3 separate regions of the Homo sapiens genome follow, and regions 2 and 3 are each linked to region 1. A link is a loop called in an ENCODE intact Hi-C map of the cell type or tissue named here. Cell type or tissue: B cell. All regions are shown on one strand. Each heading gives the region's core, and the rest is flanking DNA. Links, peaks and the distances in the headings are about the cores only. Region 1 overlaps DZANK1 (double zinc ribbon and ankyrin repeat domains 1). Region 2 has its middle 150 kb from the start of SLC24A3. Region 3 overlaps SLC24A3 (solute carrier family 24 member 3).

Region 1 (5,695 bases), core at 967-4,966:
CTTGAAGTATAGTCTGTTAAGATGTATGAGGAAAACCCTATAGTAACCACTAAGGAAATAACTCAAAGTATGTAGTGAAAAAGTCATTAAATAAATCAAAATGTTACACTGGAAAATATGCAATGCAAAAGAAAGCAGTAAAGGAGCAACAGAGGAACAAAAAAGGCATTTAGAAACATTTGGAAAACAAAAAGCAAAATGATAAGTCCAACTTTATCAATAATAACATTAAATGTAGATGGATGAAACAATCCAATTTAAAAAACAAACAAACAGGGATTGTCAGAATGGACAAAAAACCCTGATTCATGGTGCTGGACACAGGGGCTTATGCCTGTAATCCTAGCACTCTGGAAGGCTAAGGTGGGAGGCTTCCTTGACACCTAGAGTTTGAGACCGGCAACACTGGCAACACAGTGTCACCCCATCTCTACAAAAACGTTTAAAAATTATCCAGGTGTGGTGGCTTGTGCCTGTGCTCCCAGCTACTCAGTAGATTGAGGGAAGAGGATCACTTGAACCCAGGAGGTCAAGGCTGCAGTGTGCCATGATTGTGCCACCGCACTCCAGCCTGGGTGACAAAGTGAGATCCTATCTCAAAAGAAAGAAAGAAAGAAAATGAAGGTACACCAAACTTATGGGACGCAGTGAAAGCAAAGCTCAAACAGAAATTTATAGCAGCAAATGTTCACATTCTGAAGAAAGATCTCAAAATCATCACCCTAATCTTTGACCTTAAACGAGGAAAAGAAGAGCAAAGTCAACTTAAAGTAAGAAGAAAGAAGGAAATCATGATGAGAGTGGAATTTAGTGAAATACAGAATATAAAAATAATAGAAAATCAATAAAACCAAAAGTTGGTTCTTGGAAAAGATCAATGAAATTGATAAACCTTTAGTAAGATTGACCAAAAAAAGTGACATCTCAAGTTACTAGAATTAGAAATGAAATAGGAGATGTTATCACCAACTTTATTGAAATAAAAAAGATTATAAAAGAGTATCACAAACAACTGTATGCTAATAAATTAATCAGATGAAATAGATAAATATCTGGAAAAACACAAACTACCAAAACTGATTCAACAAGAAATAGAAAATCTGAACAGACCTATAAAAAGTAAAGAGTAATCAGAATTGCCCACTAGACAAACATCAGATCCAGATAGCTTCACAGGTAATTTACCAAAATTTAAATAATAGTTAATACCAATTCTTCATAACCACTTCAAAAAAAAAGAAGTGTTTCTATAAGGCTACCATTATCCTGATACCAAAATCAGACAGACAGTAGAAGGAAAGAAGAAAACTGCAGACTAATATCTCTTATAAATATAGACACAAAAGTCTTCAAGAAAATACTAGCAAACTGTCTTAGTCCATTTGTGCTGCTATAAACAAAATACTTGAGACTGGGTAATTTATAAAGAACAGGAATTTATTTCTCACATTCTGGAAGCTAGAAGTCCAAAATAAAGGTCCCTGCAGGTTAGGTGTCTGGGGAGGGCCTGGTCTCTCTGCTTCCAAAATGGTGCCTCGTTGCTGCATCCTCCAAAGGAGGGCAACGTTGTGTCCTCACATGGAGGGAGGGCCAAAGGACAAAAAGGGGCCTTAACTCATTCCCTCCAGCCCTTTCATAAGGCACTGATCTATTCATGAGGGCTCCATCCTCATGATCAATTTCCAAAACGTCCCGCCACTTAATACCACCACAATAGAGATTAAATTTCAAAATGAAATTTGAAGCATGTAGCTGGGACCACAGGCATGCACCACCACAAATGACTGCTTTAAAAAAAAAATTGTAGAGACAGGGTCTCACTTTGTTGGCCAGACTAGACTCAAGAGATCCTCCAGCCTTGGCCTCCCAAAGTGCTGGGATTGCAGGCATGAGTCACCACAACTGGCCCAAATTATAGACTTAAAAATAGTCAAAATGGTGAATTTTATGTTATTTAAATTTTACAATTAAAAAAAGGGATAATGGCAGATAGCAATAGCACTGTGCACTAACAACATGCCGTCACGACAAAAGAAACCCACATGCGCCATGTGACTGAGGAACTAGACTACAGGGCTATGAGCTAAAACATCAGAATACTGAAAGTTTAAGAAGGAGCTTACAGGAAGAGCTTCTTTTTCCAATACAAAGAAAATTACTTGAAAAAGAGGAAAAGAAAGAAACTTACTTCTTACACATACAAATAAATCTAAAAGGAAGAGAAAATGAAATGTTCTTTCACAGAAAGAGTGAATTCCCTCCCGACCAGAAGAAAGGGCATCCTCCCCCTTACCTCTTCCTGGGCTGATGGCTGTCAGGAGGGGTTTATGGTCACTCATTTTCTCCTGCCTCTGCTTTTGAGAGGCTAGTTCCTGTTCCTTTTTTGCTAGCAGCTTGCCAGATGGGTAGAAGAGGCCAACAGTCTGTGTTCCTATGTCCCTCTTAGTCCCAACATCAGATCTGGGCAAAGGAATATTCAGGGACTGCCAGGCACATCGGGGCCATGCGTGAGGCAGAAGACATTTTTAAAATTAGAATATAATTTAATCAATCTTGCATTTTACTTATAGAAAACAACTCTAATCAGAATAAAAAGTATCTCAAGAAAAGTGTACTTGGAACTAATAGGGTTTTCCAGCCTTTGCCTCATCTTCCTTGCTCCTGTCTTTCTCAGCAACTTCCAGCCTGATCCAGGATTAGCCATTTATTATCTAAAAGTCAGCAAATCAAGGGGTGTTTGCCGGCCTGCTTGATGCCTGGAAGATATCTATCCTTTTCAGCTCTGTAATCCAATAGAGCATAGACTTCACTACTAATCCACACTCAGCCACTGGTCACCAACATTTTCTCTAACATACTTTCCTGCATCTAAACCTGGGGACCTGAGAGGACTACCATGAAAGGTTGTGCGTTGCACAACGTCACTGCATTCAAAGTAGTACCATTCATATGGTGAACATCATATATTTGCATATGTATTAGGGTAATTTTTCTAGTAGAGAAACCAGTATATTACAAGCAATTTCCAATAGATGGCAGTCAAGTGTCTTGAGAAAAGAACACCTTTGTTTCATTTGCACAAAGGAATAAGGGCTAGTGGCAGTTTAGGATTTAAATCTTTCAAACTGGGTTAAGAAAGCCATGAACGGCTGGGCATGGTGGCTCATGCCTGTAATCTCAGCACTTTGGGAGGCCACGGTGGGTGGATCACGAGGTAAGGAGTTCGAGATCAGCCCGACCAACATGGTGAAACCCCATCTCTACTAAAAATACAAAAATTAGCCGGGCATGGTGGCACGGGCCTGTAATCCTAGCTACTCAGGAGACTGAGGCAGAAGAATTGCTTGAACCTGGGAGGCAGAGGTTGCAGTGAGCCAAAATTGCACCATTGCACTCCAGCCTGAGCAACACAGCGAGACTCTGTCTCAAAAAAAAAAGGTCATGAACTCCCTAAAACTGCATACAAAGTGCTGAGTGTATCCTCTAATAATGATCAATCTTTAACTTCTTATAATAAAGAGATAAGAAGAAACATGGAAAGTCTTTATCCAGCTTAGAGAAATGTATAAAATTATAAAAATCTAACACAAAGCCAGTTGTTAGAGCTTAAGTACTTCTGAAAATAACCTGGTGAGATTTGTCCTCAAACTATGCCCAGCTGTTATAAATTACAAAAGCAATCTTATATACCCTAAGCTTTCTAAAATATAAAAAAGGGGAAGGAAAAGTTCTCAGAATGCTACATAAGAAATTCAAGAGAAGTGCATTCTGTCTCATGTATTTTAAAGCCACTAAAGTGGCATTATGTCTACGGCCTTGCAAATGCAATTAAAATCTAAATTGACTGCATTTATTTACACACCTAGTTGAAATTCCATGTGAAAGTTCTAAAAGTTTTGGGTCTCTTCCCCGGGTTGATTCACAGGGTGGAGCACACACATTCAGAGTTACAGCCTCTTCCTGGGTACCAGTTCTTACTACAGGGGAGGCCTCACCTCAGAAAAAGGGCGAGGTTCCTCAGCAGCTAGAGCCAGGCTTCTGTCCAAGCTAAGTTTCACTAGGGACTTCACACAAATACCACAGGAGCCACAGAATCGGGCAGACAGGTGATTGCTGGCCCCACATTTAGGGCAAACAGAACAGCCAGCAGGAATGCCGAGCTAGAGGATAGAAAATATCTTGATGAATATTAGAGTTATAATTTCCTCATGTAAATTATTCTCATACCATACAAATTAACATATGCCCAGACTCTCTGACCCAGCCATTCTACCTTCCAGAATTTATCCTACAGATGGACAAGTACAGAAAGAAGTGTACTCCAGGTCAACCCCTAAAACACTGTGGTTTTAAAAGAAATCACTGAAAACAACACACATGTCCAGCAATAGGGATGGTCTAAATATAACACAGTACATACATACAAACAATGGATTATGAAGTCACTGAAAAGAATGAGGAGGTTACTAACAAGACACCTTGCTAGGTGAAAATAATTGGGTCAGTGTTCATAGCACCAGTTTACTTATACATGCATTGAATAGCTGAAAGAACATCTCAAGAACTGGATCTGAGCAATTGCTTCTGAGAGGAGAACTGTGGGACTTAGAGAGAGAGGAGACTAACCCTTCACTCTAAAACTTTTTTGTTATTTGCATGCGATACTTAAATAAATACATAGTCTTGAGTGTTTTATTATAAAGGCAGGCAGACATAATTCATTTTAAAAAATGCCAGTAGTCAATAAACGAGTGAAAAGGTTTAACCTCAAAGAAATGCAAGTCAAAACAGTCATCAGAGATGGCTCTCAGTGTAAGATAATTAATTATCTCTATCTCCAGATTCTTAGGTTATAGGTACCAGTAGCGAAATCACAAGAAGTGATTTCTGCAAGGCCATGGAAGAAGTGCCTGGCTCTCTCCAGGCCAGTGGTGAGGTGCTCAGTATACAGAATCTCAGTTTTAAAATACCCACCATGGCTCCACACCAGCCGCAGAAGGACGCCTCCCAGAGATTCCAGCGACCACATCTGTAGCAGGAAATGGTCCCCCCTTTCTGAGTGGGCGGAGGAGGGGCTTTATCCCCACTGCACATCGACTGGTGAATGAAATGGCATTTAAAGGCAGGATCAGTACTATATTCTCTAATCCCCCTCCCAATTCAAAAAAGATAAAAAATTCCCAGACAAGATGAGCCCCGGAAATAGTGTTTTTTTTGTTTTGTTTTGTTTTGTTTTTTTCCCAAAGGAGTACAGCTATGATGAGTTTCACCAATTAATAAATTAGTACATAGAGCTCACATTCCTTCATGGAGATAACAGAAAGTCAATGAAACTGGTACCTTGCACATCTTAATATTTTTCAATATCTTTAATATCAGGGATAGCAAGCCCTACTGTTGATTTAACAGAACAATATTAATGAAGGAAGAAGAGAGCTAAGCTACCTGAGCGGTCATGATTGAGGCTTATCTTCTATCCTTTGGAGTTTTGGTTTCCATAGAAAAATGTGACTTCATTTCCCATTCTTGACACATGAGAACAATTATTTTATATTGGGGACAGAGGCAGAATTGTTTTGTGAGAATTCCTGGGACTATGTTAGGTAAACCTATATTTGAATCTGTTGCTTCCTCACTATTGCCTGGTAGGAGACTTGCTCACTTCCCAAATGGGAGTGACAGCACAGTGGCTGCT
Region 2 (5,695 bases), core at 467-4,466, 640 kb after region 1:
AAACAAATTAGTACAATTTTAGCTAATTTAATTTTTAAAAAGGCATTCGTTTAATCCTTTTTGTGAAAACCAAAGTGTCACCATTTATATTAACACCAAAAAAAGTTCTTAGGTAAGGCATAAAGTGAATAAAATTTGCAAAAGATCTATACATATCTATGCAGAAAACTACAAAACTTTTGAAAGAAAGCAAAGAAGATCTATTATTGATAATGGAAGGATGTTCTGTGTTCAGGTATTACAAGATTCAGTATTGTTAAGATGTGTGCTTTTCTCAACTTGATCTACAGGTTTAATGCAATTCCAACGAAAATCCCAGTAAGGTATTTTGTGGGTGTTGACAAATTGATTCTAAAGTTTACATGGAAAGGCAAAGGAACCAATACAGCCAATACGATAATGAACAAGAAGAACAAAGTTGGAGGACTGACATTACCCAACTTCAAGGCTTACTATAGTAATCAAGACAGAAATTAAATGATCAAGACGGTGTAGTATTGGTGAAGGAATAGATACATAGGCCAATGGAACATAATAGAAAGCCCAGAAATAGACCCACACAAATATACTCAACTAATATTTGACAATGGAGCAAGAGCAATTCAATTGAGCAAAGATAGTCTTTTTCATAAATGATGCTGGAACAATTGAGGGTCCAGAAGCCAAAAAAAAAAAAAAAAAAAAAAAAAAAAAAAAAAAAAAAAAAAAAAAATCTGGGCACAGATCTTAACCCTTTCATAAAAATTAACTCAAAATGGATCATAGACCTCAATGTAAAGCACAAACCTGCAAACATGCAGGACAAACCACAGGAGAAATCAAAGTGACCTTGGGTGGAGTGATGAGCTTTTAGACAAAATACTAAAAGCATGAATCTATGAAAGAAAACGCTTATTTAAATTTGACTTTATTAAAATAAAAAACTTTTGCACTGCAGAAGACATTGTTAAGAGAATGAAAAGACAAGTCACAGACTGGGAGAAAATATTTGCCAGACAAATATCTGGTAATGGACTTATATCTGAAATATAAAAAGAACTCTTAAAACTCAACAACGACAACAACAAAAACTCATGTGGGTCCATCTGGAAATTGGGATTTTTGTCCAATTTAAATAAGCAAAAGATCTGAATAGATCCCTCATCAAAGAAGATGTACAGATGGCAAATAAGCATATGAAAAAATATTCAACATCATATGCCATTAGGGAATTGCAAATTAAAACAACAATGAGATACCACTACATATATATTGGAATAGCCAAAGTCCAGAAATCTGACAATACTAAATGCCAGTGTTGATGTGAAGCAAAAACTCTCAGAGGATCAGGGTAAGATGGCAGATAGGAGGCAGGACTAGCTTGCAGCTCCTACTTGGATGAACAGAGCAGCGCATGGAGACTCACATCATGAACTTCTGCTCTAAGAACTGCTGCAGGAACATACCAGGAAAGCCGAGAGAATCCACAGACCCTTTGATGGCACTGGATCACTACTGCAGCCTCCCTGAGATGCTGAAAAACTGCCAAAGCAGCTTGCTTTCTCAACAGGGTGGCTCATGGTCTGGGACAAGTTCTCAGCCCTGGTCACTGGCTGCCTGAAAATACACACAGTGCTGTTGCGGGGGGCACAGTGGAAGTGAGACCGACCTTTAGAACTGCCGGCTGCATGGGAGCTGGATGAGGCCAGTGATTGCTAGCTTTCTTCCACTTCCCTGGTGGCCTGTGTGACTCAATAGAGGCAGCCATAATCACCCTGGGAACATAACTCCATTGGACTGAGAACCACACCCCCATTCCCCAATAGCAGCCGCAACAAGCCATTCCCAAGGAGAGGCTGAGCTCAGACACGCCTAATCCTACCCCCACCTGGTGGTCTTTCTTTACCTGCCCTGGTAGCTGAAGATGAAGTTCATAATCTCTTGGGTGCTCTATGGCCCTGCTCACTAGCTAAGAATCCTGAATACTTAACCAGCTGTCCCTTGGGCAAGTTTGCATCCTCCCTATAGGACCACAGCTAATGTGCACTTGAAAGCGCCACCTCCTGGCTGGAGGCCAAACAACATAAAACCAGCACACTAAAAACAACCAAGGACCATCACAGAGTCCATTTCACTCCCCTGCTACCTCCACCACAGCAGGTGCTGGTACCCATGGCTGAAAGACCTGAAGATGTATCACATCACAGGAGTATTTACAGACACTCCCCCGTACCAGCCTGGAGCCTGGTAGCCTACTGGGTGGCTAGACCCAGAAGGGCAAAAACAATCACTACAGTTCAGCTCCCAGGAAGCCCCATTCCCAGGGAAAGGAGGAGAATACCACATCAAGGGAGGACCCCATGGAACAAAATAATCTGAACAGCAGCTCTTGAATCCCAGGTCTTCCCTGTGACATAGTCTACCCAAATGAGAAGGAACCAGAAAAACAATTCTGGTAATATGACAAAACAAGGTTTTTTAATACATCCAAAAGATCAAACCAGCCCACCAGCAATGGATCCAAACCAAAACAAAAATATCTGAATTGCAAGAAAAAGAATTCAGAAGGTCAATTATTAAGCTAATCCAGGAGGCACCAGAGAAGGGGGAAGTCCAACTTAAAGAAATCAAAAATAGGATACAGGATATTAAAAAAAATTTTCAGTGAAATAGCATAAATAAAAAACAATCACAACTTCTGGAACTCAAGAGCACACTTAGAGAAATGCAAAATGCACTGGCAAGTCTTAGCAAAAGAACCAAATAAGCAGAAGAAATAACTTCAGAGCTTGAAGGCAAGGCTTTTGAATTAACCCAATCCAATAAAGACAAAGAAAAAAGAATAAAAAAATGAACAAAGCCTCCAAGAAGTTTGAGACTATAGTAAATGTCCAAACCTAAGAATAATTGTTGTTCCTGAGAAAGAAGAGAAATCTAAAAGTTTGGAAAATATATTTGGGGGAATAATCAAGGAAAACTTCCCCAGCCTTGCTAAAGATCTAGACACCCAAATACAAGAAGCTCAAAGAACACCTGGGAAATTCACTGCAAAAAGATAATCACCTAGGTGCATAATTATCAGGTTATCTAAAGTCAAGATGAAGGAAAGAAAAGAGCTGTAAGGCAAAATCATCAGGTATCCTATAAAGGAAAACCTATCAGATTAACAGCAGATTTCTCAGCAGAAACCCTACAAGCTAGAAAAGATTGGGGTTCTATTTTTAGCCTCCTTAAAACAATTATCAGCCAAGAATTTTGTATCCAGCAAAAATAAGCTTCATAAATGAAGGAAAGATACAGTCTTCTCCAGACAAATGCTGAGAGAATTCACTACTACCAAGCCAGCACTACAAGAACTGCTAAAATGAGCTCTAAATCTTAAAACAAAGCTTTGAAATACACCAAAATAGAACTTCCTTAAAGCATAAATCTCAAGGACCTATATAACAATAACAATGAAAAAAACACAAGGTATTCAGGCAACAAATAGTACAATGAATAGAATAGTACCTTACATCTCAATACTAATATTGAATATAAATGGCTTAAATGTTCCAAGTAAAAGATACAGAATGGCAGAGTGGATAAGAATTCACCAATCAAGTTTCTCCTGTCTTCAGGAGACTCACCTAACACATAAGGACTCACATAAACTTAAGGTAAAAGGGTGGAAAAAGATATTCAATTCAAATGAACACCAAAAGTGAGCAGGAATAGCTATTCTTATATCAGAAAAACAAACTTTAAAGCAACAACAGTTAAAAAAGACAAAGAGGGACATTAGATAATGATAAAAGGACTACTTCAACAGGAAAATGTCACAATTCTAAATATATATGCATCTAACAGTGGAGTTCCCAAATTTATAGAACAATTACTACTAGATCTAAGAAATGAGATTGATGGCAACACAATAATAGTGGGGGACTTTTATACTCCACTGGCAGCACTAGACAGGTCATCAAGACAGAAAGTCAGAAAAGAAACAATGGATTTAAATGATACCCTACAACAAATGGACCTAAGAGATATTTACAGAACATTCTACCCAACAACTGCAGAATATACATTCTATTCATCAGCATACAGAACATTCTCCAAGGTAGACCATATGATAGGCCACAAAACAAGTCTCAGTAAATTTTAAAAAATTGAAATTACATCAAGTACTCTCTCAGATCACAGTGGAATAAAATTAGAAATCAACTCCAAAAGGAGCCCTCAAAATAATGCAAATACATGGAAATTAAATGACCTGCTGCTGAATAATTGTTGGGTCAACAATGAAATCAAGATGGAAATTTAAAAATTCTTTGAGCTGAACTATAATAATGACACAACCTATCAAAACCTCATGGATACAGCAAAAGCAGTGCTAGGAAGATAGTTCATAGTATTATATGCCTACATCAAAATGTCTGGAAGAGCAAAAATACACAATCTAAGGTCACACCTCATGGAACTGGAGAAACAAGAACAACCCAAATCCAAACCCAAAAGAAGAAAAGAAATAACAAAGATCAGAGCAGAACTAAATGAAATTGAAACAAAAAAAAAATACAAAAGATAAGTGGGACAAAATGATGGTTCTTTGAAAAGATTAAAAAATAAAACCTGATAGACCAAAATTGAGATAAACCAAGAAGAGAGAAGATCCAAAGAAGCTCAATTAGAAATGAAACAGGAGATATTACAACTGATACCACAGAAATACAAAAGATTATTCAAGGCTACTATGAACACCTTTATACACATGAACTAGAAAACCTAGAGGAGATAGATAAATTCCTGGAAATATGCAACCATCTAGATTAAATCAGGAAAATGTAGAATCCCTGAACAGACCAATAAGAAGCAGTGAGATTAAAATGGTAATTTAAAAAATTGCCAAGAAAAAAAAGTCCAGGACCAGATATATTCAGAGCTGAACGCTACCAGACATTCAAAGAAGAATTGGTACCAATCCTATTGACATTATTCCAAAAGACAGAGAAAGAAGGAATCCTCCCTAAATTATTCTATGAAGCCACTATACCCTGATACCAAAATCAGGAAAAGACACACACAAAATATAAAACTACAGACCAATATCCCTGATGAACATAGATGCAAAAATCCTCAAAAAATATTAGCAAACTGAATCCAATAGCATATAAAAAAGATAATCCACTATGATCAAGTGGGTTTCATACCAGGGATGCAAGGATGGTTTAACATATATATGTCAATAAATGTAATACACTACATAAACAGAATTAAAAACAACAATCACATAATCATCTCAATAAGTGCTGAAAAAGCATGTGACAAAGTACAGCATCCCTTTATGATTAAAACCCTCAGCAAAATTGGCATAGGAGGGACATACTTTAAGGTAATAAAAGCTATCTATGACAAACCCACAGCCAACATTATGCTGAACAGGGAAAAGTTGAAAGCATTCCCCCTGAGAACTAGAATAAGACAAGGATGCCCACTTTCACAACTTCTATTCAACATAGTACTTGAAGTCTGAGCCAGAGCAATCAGACAAGAGAAAGAAATAAAGAGCATCAAAATCAATAAAGAGAAATCAAACTGTTGCTGTTTGCTGATCATATGATTGTATACCTAGAAAACCCTAAAGATTCATCCAAAAAGCTCCTAGAACTGGTAAATGAATTCAATAAAGTTTCAGGATACAAAATTAATGCACACAAATTAGTAGCTCTGCTAT
Region 3 (5,695 bases), core at 1,114-5,113, 1.2 Mb after region 1:
TGTGATAGAGAAGAAATCTCAGAGGTCATGTGGAAGTCTGTCCATCACCGGCAGCTGGCTGACCTCCAAGGCCCTGCCCCTCTGACCCATCACCCTCCCCTCCTGCACCCATTTTTCATGGGAATTAACCTCTTCTCTCTCCAATTTAGAAACTTGGGGTTCTTATTTTTTTATTTCAATGGCTTTTGAGGTACGTGTGGTTTTTGGTTACATGGATGAATTATATAGTGGTGAAGTCTGAAATTTTAGCATTCCCTTCACCGGAGTAGTGTACATTATACCCAATATGTAGTTTTTGTATCCCTTGCCCCTCCTCCCACCCCCCCACCTTCTAAGTCTCCAAAGTCCATGCCACCACGCTGTATGCCTTTGCATACACATAGCTTAGCTCCCACTTATAAGTGAGAACATACGGTATTTGATTTTCCATTCCTGGGTTACTTCACTTAGAATAATGGCCTCCAGGTCCATCCAAGTTGCTGCAAAAGATATTGTTTCGTTTCTTTTCGTGGCTCAGTAGTATTCCATGGTGTATATAAACCATATTTTCCTTATCCACTCGTTAGCTGATGAATACTCAGGTTAGTTTCATATCTTTGCAACTGTGAATTGTGCTGTGATAAACATACTCACGCAGGTGTCTTTTTGATAGAATGATTTCTTTTCTTCGGGGTAGATACCCAGTAGTGGGATTGCTGGATTGAAGGGTAGATCTACTTTCAGTTCTTTAAGACATTCTCATACTGGAAAACTTGAGGTCCTTCAGCTCGTTGTGCCCTCATTACATTTCAGCCCTCAGGTCTTTCAGCTCATTTTGCCCTCATTACATTTCAGCTCTCTTTCTGGCAAAGTCGGAATAACTATGGTAGCAAGAAGATCCTCACCGAGAATGACTTTGACAGAATTTTAAGATCCTTAAACAAATCGACTATGGTCTTACAAAGGTCGCCTGTTTTGTAATCCCTGCTGTCAACAGGAGGAAGGAAAGTCCTGCTTTAATGACACTGGGTAAACTAGGAGGCCGGTTACACTCTCATTTGCTGCTTGGACAGGGAAGTGCATCCGCTGGCCTGGAGACCCCAGAGAGGAGCCTTTCATCTCTAACAAGGAAAACAACGTGGAAACTGTAGCTATGTGCTTGATTTTGGTTTTCCCTGCCCAGCAAACATAGTCCTTTCAGTTTAACAACCCCCATCTCCTATATCCTCAGTACTTGCCCTTTTTTCTTTCCTGTAGCCTGCCTTCATATATTTATACAACATGATCAGCTCGGCTAAAGCCCTGCCCGTAGGTCATTTTTTCCCTGCCCTTCTGCAACCACAACCTTCATCAATCAAGCCTATAAGACATCCTGAAGTAGGAATTTCTGCTTAACTTTGAAATATAAGTGATACTGGTGCCTAACAGCCAGCTTCCCAGTGTATTCCACTGGATCCCTCTCCTCAGATGAAATCACCATGGCCTTAGCTAAGCCGTCTGCACCCCCACCCAAGAGCTGAAGAAGTGAGAACTACACCCACTCAAGGGAGTTCCCGTGATATTGAGTGGGAAAAGTCTACGGGGGGCTGTTTTCTTTGCAGCAAGGAAGGAAAGAGTTTCAGGTTTCAGTCTCTTGAAAGAAAACGATGATGTTGATTTTCTCCCATTATTTTCACTGCTTAAAATTCTCATGGTGCCAGTGATTACAATACATGCTATGAAGTCTTAGCTTCAGCAATGCAGCCTCTCCTGCTTCATGGTGACAATTTACAGTAAGCAAACCCAGGGGCTGACATGGCGATGTTGAGACAGCCACCTGCCTCCCAGCTCAGCCAGCCTCTTCTCTCCCGCGTATACTAGGGGCTCCTGGCTCTTCCTCCCCTGCTCCTCCATGTTGAGCACTCCATTCCCTTGGCAGCTCTCTGGGTTGTTCTGATATCCAGGGATTCGCCGGCCTGATGTAAGCCCGTCTTGCTTGGAAGAATTCTGGAGCAGACACCAGGAATGAAAAGCCGGTTTCCATGGTACCCAGCCGTTTCTCTGAAGCCTGGAGGAAATGAGTGCTTTTTTCAAATTCATTCCTGTTGAACATTTAGCTCAGCAGCAGAACACGTGGAAACCTCAGGGCGAAGCCAAGGGTATCTTTGGATGAACCACATGTGGGTCAGAGGGCAGAGGCCCCCTGACCAGCTGGTGCTCAGCAGATCTGAGATCCAGCTATCAGTATCACCCTTGGTGGTCTCTGGGCTATCGCAGAGCCTGGCCCCCAAACAGAACCAACAGGGCACAGAGAGAAGAACGCTTACCCAAGGGTTGCTTTCACAAATCTGATGGGGAAGAAGCTGAGTCAGTTCCAAAGCCCACAACAGGAGGTCCGTCAAGTGCAACTCATCGTTGAGGACAGAGTGTTGACCCCAGGACAGAGCACCAGGCAGGACCTGCCCCTGGAACACCACCTTGCCTCAAGACAGCAGCGGCTAAAGCCGCCTTCAGTAGGCTGCCTGCCTTGAGGTGATTCCCTTCCTTCCAGGAGATTTAATAGAACTGCGAAAATGGACTTGAACTGACTTCATTTCAACTTCACTACCTTGGCAGGCTGGACATGGAGGGAGGACTGGAACGTGAGCACCACTTAGTGGTCATTTGCAGGAACTGCGGGTGCAACTTGTTCTAGTCTAGAAAGAAATGATTTCAAGTTTTCTTCTACACTAGTAATACTTATCTAAGGGATGGGGGATGTTGCTTTGATTTCTTTTACTCTCAGCTAGTAGAGCATAAACTACAGAGGGATACGCAACACGTGTCTTAAATGTATTGAATAACATGAAATCTTTAAGGAATAACAAATTCATTTCCTAACCTTCAGCAAACTCAAGTGAAAGGAACCTCATCCTTGCCGTTTGTAGAGTTTTCTGAGGGAGCGATTCAAATGCTCCATCAAGATGGTCCAGCAAGGTACCCTCCCGATGGAACGTTCTGCAAACAGCGCCAGTCCTAATTTCCAGTCTTCGGAAGAGGCGATGACCAGCTGCTTGTTCTCCAAATAACAGCACTGAATGTTCACAGGCAGTTGATAGCTCATCTCCACCTTCTTTCTCATGATGAGGAAGCCCTGCTTCTGTTTAGAGTTTTTTTAGAGACAGGGTCTTGCTGTCTCCCCAAGGCTGGAATGCAGTGGCCAGATCATAGCTCACTGCAGCCTCAAACTCATGGCTCAAGTGATTCTCCCACCTTGATCTCCCAAGGTGCTAGGATTGCAGGCATGAGCCACTGTGCCAAGCCAATTTAGATTTTCTCAGAGTCCTGATTTCTAGTCCCTTTTGTTCATTTCATTGTTCTTTTCTGAGTCCTCTCATTCCTCCACACAGTCCTCTCAAAGGAGAAGGATAAACCCGAATGATATTTGCCATCAGCCACAGGGTAGAGAAGCCCTGACTTTGTGGAGGCCTCCTCCTCCACCTCCTCCTCCTCCTCCTCCTCCTCCGCCTTCTCATCCTCCTCCACTTCCTCCTCCTCCTCCTCCTCCGCCTTCTCATCCTCCTCCTCTTCATCTACCCTTATGCATTCTGAGTGATGGGGCATCTTCACACAAGGCAGAGATCAAAGGGGAAACTATATCAGTTATTTGCATGTTTCCGGATCTCCTCCATTAGTTAGTACTTGTAGTGAGATCACCTGCATTTCTCTTTCCCTGTCTGCCTCCCTGAACCATATCCCCAACCACAGCTCCCCAAGCCACAACCATCCTCTTGACTCCAGGGTCATGAAGCTCTGGACCTAATTGCATATTTTGTCCAATCTCACCCGGATTTGCCCACTGTTTCTCTGATTATTGTGCTCCTGTTTGGGGTCCCTCCTAAAATTAAGCCCAATCTCATTTTTTCTTTGCTATGATCATTGAAATGATCAGTAGCTAAAGTCCTATGAATCTCAGGGCTGACTGCTAGCAGACAGGAAGAGTACTTTCTTCCAGGGTGAGCGATCTCCAAGCTTTTCCTTTGCAGAATCTGTGCCCCACCTATGGGGAGGATCACTCAGAATAAGGGCTTTCTAAAAGCTGCTTTCATATTCTATGTTATTGCCTGCCTTCCCTGATAGAAGAAAATTAAATTGGCCTGGTCTAATAAACTCTTTCTCAATATCTTCTGTTCTCTTAAGTGGCTACAAATTGATTGTTCCAGCCTGCTGCAAGGACTAATATTGAATTAACTTCAATTAATAGAAAATGTTTTCTATCTTAAATAATTTGATCTGCTCCATGATTTTTTGGCAACAATCTTTTTTCAAAAAAGAAAGTTGGGGGGGTTATACAAAAGAGCTGTCAATGCCTTCTAGGGGTTGGGTACCATGCCATTCAACCTGGATTATGAGATTGTTGCCTTTATTTCTTTAATTCTCTGCCCATTCTAGTTTGACATTGTCATCCCAATGTCAACTTGTTGAATCTGATAATAAAGATGAAAGTAACAAAAATGATGAAGCCCACATTTCCAATGGCTTGTTGGGAAGAATGAGTTACAAATGAGCACAGCTCCTTCCTCCTCATCCTCATTTTGACCTTCAAGATAATTGGAAAGAGTTGCTTTATGCGCTTTGTGACTGGTGCCCTGAGGTGTTCTCTACGTCTCTACCCAGCTCATGGTTACTGCCCTGGCTGGAGGCTGATGCCATGCCCGCTTTGTTAACTGAGTTTCCCATCTCCAAGTTGTGATGGCAGTTGACACCCAGAGTGTCCTGCAAGTGTCTGCTTCAGTCTGCAGAGGGCTGCTGCCTCTAAAGGAAAGGCCGCTCTGAGACGACCATACTCAAAGCAGTTGTCCTTCAGGAGTTTGAGAAGAAAGAGCTATGAACCATGTCCTCGGCTTCCTACTTCTATGAAATATAGGTGTACTCATTTGGTTTCGGCAACATGTCATCAGCCATGTGTGTCATGAAAAGGACACCAAATTCGGAGCTGGGGCTGAGTTCTCGAGCCAATTCTGCAGCAAATGGAGCAAGCCTAGGAAAATTACTTATGTTCTCTGTGACTCAGTTTCCCTGTATAATCAAAGGATTACACTAGGCTTCCCCCCATGCCCCCACAAGGTGGGAAATGATTTTAGATGGTATATAGACCAGGACTTCAGTAGATTAAATCCTGCCGTGTATTCTCTCTGTATTCTCTTTCAAGTCCTAACTGATGAGTAAACCTCAGTGGGGTGCTAGTGTGCCTTTGACTGCTTCTGACCCCTAATAATCTTCCTTAGTGAAAGGGCAGGACCATGCCCAGGGCTTGGGCGCCAACAGTGTCCAGATGGGATTTGCAAACACCATTTGTTGTTAATGCACTTATTTTTCGGGGTGATGGCAAGGAGTGTTGATCCCCTACTTCTGGTTGTGATGTGAAGTTTCCTTTGAAAATAAATTATTTTAAGGAAACAAAAAAAAATCAATTAAAAGAAAAAATTGAGCCCATAGAAGTCCAAGCACTTGCATAAAAACTGAAGATGCACAGACATGCAGAAATCTTACAGAGACTAATATTTGGAAGAACCTGCTGAGCTCCTACATCCCCTTGCAGATCTAAGATTCTACAATGGGCCTTGCTTTACAAAGCAGGTTAGTCACACTTCCCTGTCACTCTGATGTTGTACAGAAATTGCAGGAAGAAGGGAATTACCTGAGGCTGTTCTTTTCCACACATGCCCACCCTGATCTACCAACACCTCCTTCCACT

Evidence for each region. Hi-C counts contacts between places; a loop is a spot of excess contacts. Peaks named below come from ENCODE experiments on the same cell type or tissue, not always from the same donor. Only the 100,000 strongest peaks of a DNase experiment are listed, where the experiment ranks them.
Region 2: a loop joins it to region 1, with 33 times the contacts of the local background. A loop is called at or near these places in 3 of 110 quality-filtered maps.
Region 3: a loop joins it to region 1, with 36 times the contacts of the local background. A loop is called at or near these places in 16 of 110 quality-filtered maps.

Annotation. Positions count from the first base shown.
Region 1 is chr20:18,410,353-18,416,047 of GRCh38, forward strand. It overlaps DZANK1 (double zinc ribbon and ankyrin repeat domains 1), which reads right to left. Exons shown (of 21, transcript NM_001367614.1): 11 at 4,975-5,097; 12 at 3,996-4,160; 13 at 2,294-2,501. Among named protein-coding and RNA genes, the nearest start is that of LINC00851, 34 kb to the left of the region's middle. RefSeq lists an enhancer at 2,230-2,279 and a silencer at 3,150-3,199. In B cell, for the core only: CTCF peaks have their summits at 3,060 (motif pointing right) and 3,259; DNase peaks (open chromatin) are centred at 2,309 and 2,979; H3K4me3 peaks cover 485 bases; H3K27ac peaks cover 939 bases.
Region 2 is chr20:19,055,082-19,060,776 of GRCh38, forward strand. No RefSeq gene overlaps it. Among named protein-coding and RNA genes, the nearest start is that of SLC24A3, 150 kb to the right of the region's middle. In B cell, for the core only: a CTCF peak has its summit at 2,015 (motif pointing left); a DNase peak (open chromatin) is centred at 2,010.
Region 3 is chr20:19,659,972-19,665,666 of GRCh38, forward strand. All of the region lies in intron 7 of SLC24A3 (solute carrier family 24 member 3), which reads left to right. Among named protein-coding and RNA genes, the nearest start is that of RIN2, 95 kb to the right of the region's middle. In B cell, for the core only: CTCF peaks have their summits at 2,624 and 2,829; a DNase peak (open chromatin) is centred at 2,610; H3K27me3 peaks cover 1,334 bases.